2 separate regions of the Homo sapiens genome follow, and region 1 is linked to region 2. Evidence: read pairs that join two places in POLR2A ChIA-PET (ENCODE). Cell type or tissue: B cell. All regions are shown on one strand. Each heading gives the region's core, and the rest is flanking DNA. Links, peaks and the distances in the headings are about the cores only.

Region 1 (2,922 bases), core at 148-2,647, 64 kb after region 2:
ACCTGCCATGGGCTCCTGCGCAGCCCCAGCCTCCTGGAGGAGCACCGCTCCCTGCTCCACGGCACCCAGTCCCATCGACCGCCTAAGGGCTGAGGAGTGCGGGTGCAGGGCGCATGGGACTGGCAGGCAGCTCCACCTGTGGCCCTGGTGCGGGATCCACTGAGTGAAGCCAGCTGGGTTCCTGAGTCTGGTGGGGACTTGGAGAACCTTTATGTCTAGCTAAGGGATTGTAAATACACCAATCAGCACTCTGTATCTAGCTCAAGGTTTGTAAACACGCCAATCAGCACCCTGTGTCTAGCTCAGGGTTTATGAATGCACCAATCGGCACTCTGTATCTAGTTAATCTGGTGGGGACTTGGAGAATCTTTATGTCTAGCTAAGGGATTGTGAATGCACCAATCGGCACTCTGTATCTAGCTCAAGGTTTGTAAATGCACCAATCAGCACTCTGCGTCTAGCTCAGGGTTTGTATGTAAATACACCAATGGACACTCAGTATCTAGCTAATCTAGTGGGGGGACATGGAGAACTTTTGTATCTAGCTCAGGGATTGTAAACCCACCAATCAGCACCCTGTCAAAACAGACCATTCAGCTCTCTGCAAAACAGACCAATCGGCTCTCTGTAAAATGGACCAATCAGCAGGATGTGGGTGGTGCCAGATAAGAGAATAAAAGCAAGCTGCCCAAGCCAGCAGTGGCAAGGGTCTGGAGTCCACTTCCACACTGTGGAAGTGTTGTTCTTTCACTTTTCCCAGTGAATCTTGCTGCTGTTCACGCTTTGGGTCCACACTGCCTTTATGAGCTGTAACACTCACCGCAAAGGTCTGCAGTTTCACTCCTGAGCTAGTGAGACCAGGAACCCACCAGAAGGAAGAAACTCCGAACACATCCGAACATCTGAAGGAAAGCGCTGTCTTTAAGAACTGTAACACTCACGGCGAGGGTCCGTGGCTTCATTCCTGAAGTCAGTGAGACCAAGAACCCACCAATTCCTGACACACAGATTAGAGGCATGAGCCACCGCGCCCAGCCTGATAAGTAACTTTTTAAAGAATGGCAATTAGAATGATTCCAACGAAGAGCTAGCTCTTCTCTCAGCAGCAGTAATGGTAGAGAGAAGATAGTGAAATGGTGTCTTAAGTGTACCAAAATAAAATCGTTGCCACATAGAATTCTACACCCAGTGAAAGTGAAACTAAACCTGACAGAATTTGTTGTCAGCAGATTCTCACTACAGAAAATCACTTGCTGTACCTAGGCAGGAAGACAATGACACCGGAAAGAAGATCTGAGATGCATCAAACTTTGTGGAACAAAGCAAGTAGGTAATGTGGGTAAACAAAATAAGCATCGACTGTATAAAATAGCAATGAGAATTTCTAGTGGGGAAAAGGGGGGATTGATTAAAGTACTGGACAACAAAAGCATATGAGTTTGAAGAAGGGAAATACAGAAATAATAAAAGGTTCTTCTTTGTGGTTTCCCTGTGTTCCACGTTTGTCCAGGAAGGGAATAACATTCTGATCACTTGTAAACTTTGGTACACTAATTATGGAGGTTGGAATTTCTAGGATTAGTTTCCTACCCCTGCCATAACAGAGTACCACAAACTGGGGGACTTAAACAACAGAAATATATTCTTTCATAGTATCAGAGGCTAGAAGTCCAAAATCAAGGTGTTGGCAGGGCTATGTTCTCTCTGAAGGCTCTTGGGAAGAAGCCCTCTTTGCTTTTTCTAGCCTCTAGTAGTCTCAGGCATTCCTTGGCTTGTGGCAGTATTACTCCAATCTCTGACTCTGTCTTCACTGGGCTATCTTCCCCATATGTCACTGCCATCTCCTCTTACTAGGACGCCAGCCATATTGGATTAGGTTGCACCCTGATGACCTCATCTTAATTTGATTACATCTGCAAGACCCTATTTCAAAATAAGGTTACCGAGTGGAGGTGGGAGGTTAAGTCTTCAGTGTATCTTTTGGAGGGAAACAATTCAATCCATAATATAAGGTAACAACTACACATTATAGAACTAGCGTGTGTTACTTCCAAATGAGTAGGGGAAATTTCAGCAGTCCCTCCTTATCCCAGGTTTCACTTTCCTGCGTTTCAATTACCCAGGGTCAACCATGATCTGAAAATAGGCAAGTATATGTCTCTAAAAGAACCATTGAGTTAAAAAAAAATTGAAGAAAATAGATGAGTATAGTACAATAAGATATTCTGAGAGAGACCACACTCACATAACTTTCATTACCGTATGTTGTTATAATTGTTCTATTTTATTATTAGCTATTGTTGTTCATCTCTTATTGTGCTTAATTTATAAATTAAACTCTATCATAGGTAAGCATATATAGCAAAAAACATAGTATTGATAGGGTTTGGCACTATTAGCAGTTCCAGTCATCCACTGGGTGTCTTCAAAAGTATGTCCTGTGAATAAGGTGGGACTACTGTAATGGAATAATGATAAATATTCAGGATTAAAAATCATAATGATGCCAGGAGCGGTGGCTCACACCTGTAATCCCAGCACTTTGGGAGTCAAAGCAGGCAGATCACTTGAGGTCAGGAGTTCGAGACCAGTCTGGCCAATATGGCGAAACCCTGTCTCTACTGAAAATACAAAAATTATCTGGGCTTGGTGGTGGACACCTGTAATCCCAGCTACTCGGGAGGCTGAGACGGGAGAATCGCTTGCACCTGGGAGGCAGAGGTTGCAGTGAGCCAAGATCGCACTACCACTGTAGTCCAGCTTGGACTACCAAGTGAGACTCTGCCTCAAAAACAGTAATAATAATAATAATAATGATATCAAAACCTAACAAAAACAGTGTAAGAGAAGAATATAGGTTAATCCTATTCATTAACCTAGATTTTTAAAAATTTAAACAAAATATTAACAAATTGAATTCAC
Region 2 (2,922 bases), core at 134-2,633:
AGTTCTGACCTCTGTGAGGTTGCTATTTACCTTATAGTACATGCTACTTAAGCACATGTTTAATAATAGGTACTGTCCAATGTCAGATATGAGAGGTAACCAGATTTATAAGGGTAGAGAGGATTAAAGTCATTGAGAGAGGTAACCTTAAAGATCCTAAGTGTTTACTTCTCTCGTTCTATAAATAAGAAAGCTGAAATCCAGAGAAGTTAAGAGACACACAGACACAGAGGCTCACATATCTAAATAACAGCAGGGGCAGTACTCAAAACCAGGTCTCCTGTGTCCCAGTTCAGCATTCTACATGAGGTTCCTTCTCATTTCATAATGAATGAGAAGTCCCATATCAGAATGAGCAATTTAATGTGTCGAGCCTTTAACAGAACCAAAGCATGCTTTCTCCTTAACAGAAGAATATGCACAAATTTGGGTTCATATTAGAACTATTAGTACCTTGAAGATGAAAATTATTAGCATAGTAGGGAATTAACCTACACTAAATCTGATGAGTAGTGAATTACTTTAAATCTCTTTTTGGAGGTGGGACCTTACCCTGGGAATGGCCAGGTAATGGCAGGAGAAAGATGAATGGCAATGGATTTGGTGGTGATTTGGAAAAGAGAAAGAGATTCTACACCAAATCCAATTTCCTTAATAGGTGAGTGCCCTGGGAGGACCACAAAGTGCTTCTGGGGCAGTCCCCAATCTGGGATTGGGGGTACAACTTATTTTATATAGTAGATGCTTCACGAACATTTATTGAATAAATTAACATGCTGGGTCCTTTGTTTCTCCTGTCTGAGGTCAATGAACTCAACAGCTGCTTGTCCTCACCACCTCTGTGAATGTAAACAATGGTTTCTAAAGGAGAGACTAACCCTACATGAAACCATTTTTTAATAGGTTTAGCATGATTATCCTTTCTGGCTTCTGGTATCAAACTATTTGGGAGCAGAAAGGAATCCAGCCTGTTGAATGATTTATGACAATTTGGGAAGAGAAAAAGAGAAGAAAAGAGTATACATAAATTCAAAATTCCACCTTTTAAAATTAATTTTAGTGGATTGATACTGGGAAGAAAGATTTAGTTGGTTGACTACATTCAGTCATATATTTCTGTGGAGACGGAAAAAATTAAATTTTTCCAAATCAGCACAATCTTTTCAGCCAGACCAGATAGTCAAATAATTCAGAGGTGAAATAATTGTCACTTCCTCCTTTGCCCCATACTCTGAAACAGTACAGAAGCTGCCAACTCCCCACCTCTCCCTCTAGCTTACCAGGCGAATGAATGCCCCTTTGCCTTCTGGAATCATTCTCCTGCAGTTCAGCATGAGACTATGCCAGGGGCTAATAATTTCTCTCAGCACCATACCCATGACTTCTGCCCTTCCTTGGCAATTCCAAATGTGTGACAAACCTCTTCGGGCTTAGGCAAAACTGTACACAAAAGTGGTTTGAGTAGGAAGAAATACAGTGTACTTTTTTCCCCTTTCACTACAATTTTTTCAGAATTATATTCTGCAACAATGCCTCACTTCCTTTATTATTATTTTTGGAAAGGGTACTTTCAATTTGTTTAGGTTTAAATAAAAGAAAAATTTTATTAAGACTTACTTTGAAAATTGCCAACGTCAATATTTATGTATGTCAGTACCTTCCAGAGAAAGATAATAGTCAGAGACAACTGCTCATGGTAAGACATCTGGAATAGAAAGACCTTTTGTAAAATTCCTACTGAAAGATGACTATTGATGAAATACCTCTGGCAAACAAAAACAAAAATTGCAATTTGTCGCACGGTGTTATATGACATAGTATGAACAAGCACAGTTGCAAATAAATGAAATATGTGGGCTTTTAAAAATAAAGTAATATTTTATGATGGGATATTCTGTAGCTTCCTCCTCCCTGTGACTGTTATAATTTCTTTCTTTTCTTTTCTTTTCTTTTTTTTTTTTTTTTTTTTGAGATGGAGTCTCACTCTGTCACCCAGGCTGAAGTGCAATGGCACCATCTTGGCTCACTGCAACCTCCGCCTCCTGGGTTCAAGTGATTCTCCTGCCTCAGCCTCCTGAGTAGCTGAGATTACAGGCATGTGCCATCATACCAAGCTCATTTTTGTATTTTTAGTAGAGACGAGGTTTTGCCATTTTGGCCAGGCTGGTCTCGAACTCCTAATCTCAGGTGATCCACCTGCCTCAGCCTCCAAAAGTGCTGGGATTACTAAGCATGAGCCACCGCGCCTGACGGACTGTTATAATTTCTGAGAAACAATTTAACTTGTGCTCCGTGCACAATGCTAGGCCTTGTTAGAGATACAGGACTTAGGGGCTTCCTTGGACCCAAACCCAGAAAAGACACGTTGTACCCTTCCCTAAGGCTGATTGCACACAAGGTGAAATGGAGAGCAGAGCAGGACCCAGATGGCCCAGAGTAGTAGTAGAAAAGCCACTGGAACCAGAGCCAGGGACTTGGCTTATGGTCCTGGCTCTGAGACTAATTAGGTCTTTGGGCAACATTGCTGTGCTTCTCTTGGCCTCAGCTTTCTCATCTTTAAAATGAAGGGGCTGAACTGTAATCTCTGAGAGTCCACTCAGCTTAAATGGAATCGTGGTCTCTTCCTACAGGAATCTAGATTTTTTGGAAAACCTGCCTTTGGGATCTAGCTAGGCTATGTATTAGCGTTCTTAAGCTATTCATTCTCCATATTTGTGAAATGATACAAAAAAATCCTGCTTACCTCACTGTGTTGTCATGAAAACTAAAAAGAGCTGAACCCATGTGAGATCTTTATGTCATTCCCTCGAAGAGGTATGTGAATGATAGAATTAAAGTGCTAGCCTTCCCTAAGTTTTGTATGTCTTGGTATACATTGAAGGTTCTTAGCTAAAGGGATGAGATTCTGACAGTGGAATTCCA

What was found. Peaks named below come from ENCODE experiments on the same cell type or tissue, not always from the same donor. Only the 100,000 strongest peaks of a DNase experiment are listed, where the experiment ranks them.
Region 1: POLR2A ChIA-PET joins it to region 2 with 7 read pairs; 1 of 35 experiments calls an interaction of 5 or more read pairs at or near these places.

The regions. Positions count from the first base shown.
Region 1 is chr5:159,119,413-159,122,334 of GRCh38, forward strand. No RefSeq gene overlaps it. Among named protein-coding and RNA genes, the nearest start is that of LINC02202, 20 kb to the left of the region's middle. In B cell, for the core only: no CTCF peak of the experiment used is centred there; no DNase peak of the experiment used is centred there; H3K27ac peaks cover 501 bases.
Region 2 is chr5:159,055,156-159,058,077 of GRCh38, forward strand. The region is part of intron 6 of EBF1 (EBF transcription factor 1); the gene reads right to left. Among named protein-coding and RNA genes, the nearest start is that of EBF1, 43 kb to the right of the region's middle. In B cell, for the core only: no CTCF peak of the experiment used is centred there; a DNase peak (open chromatin) is centred at 1,266; H3K27ac peaks cover 1,119 bases.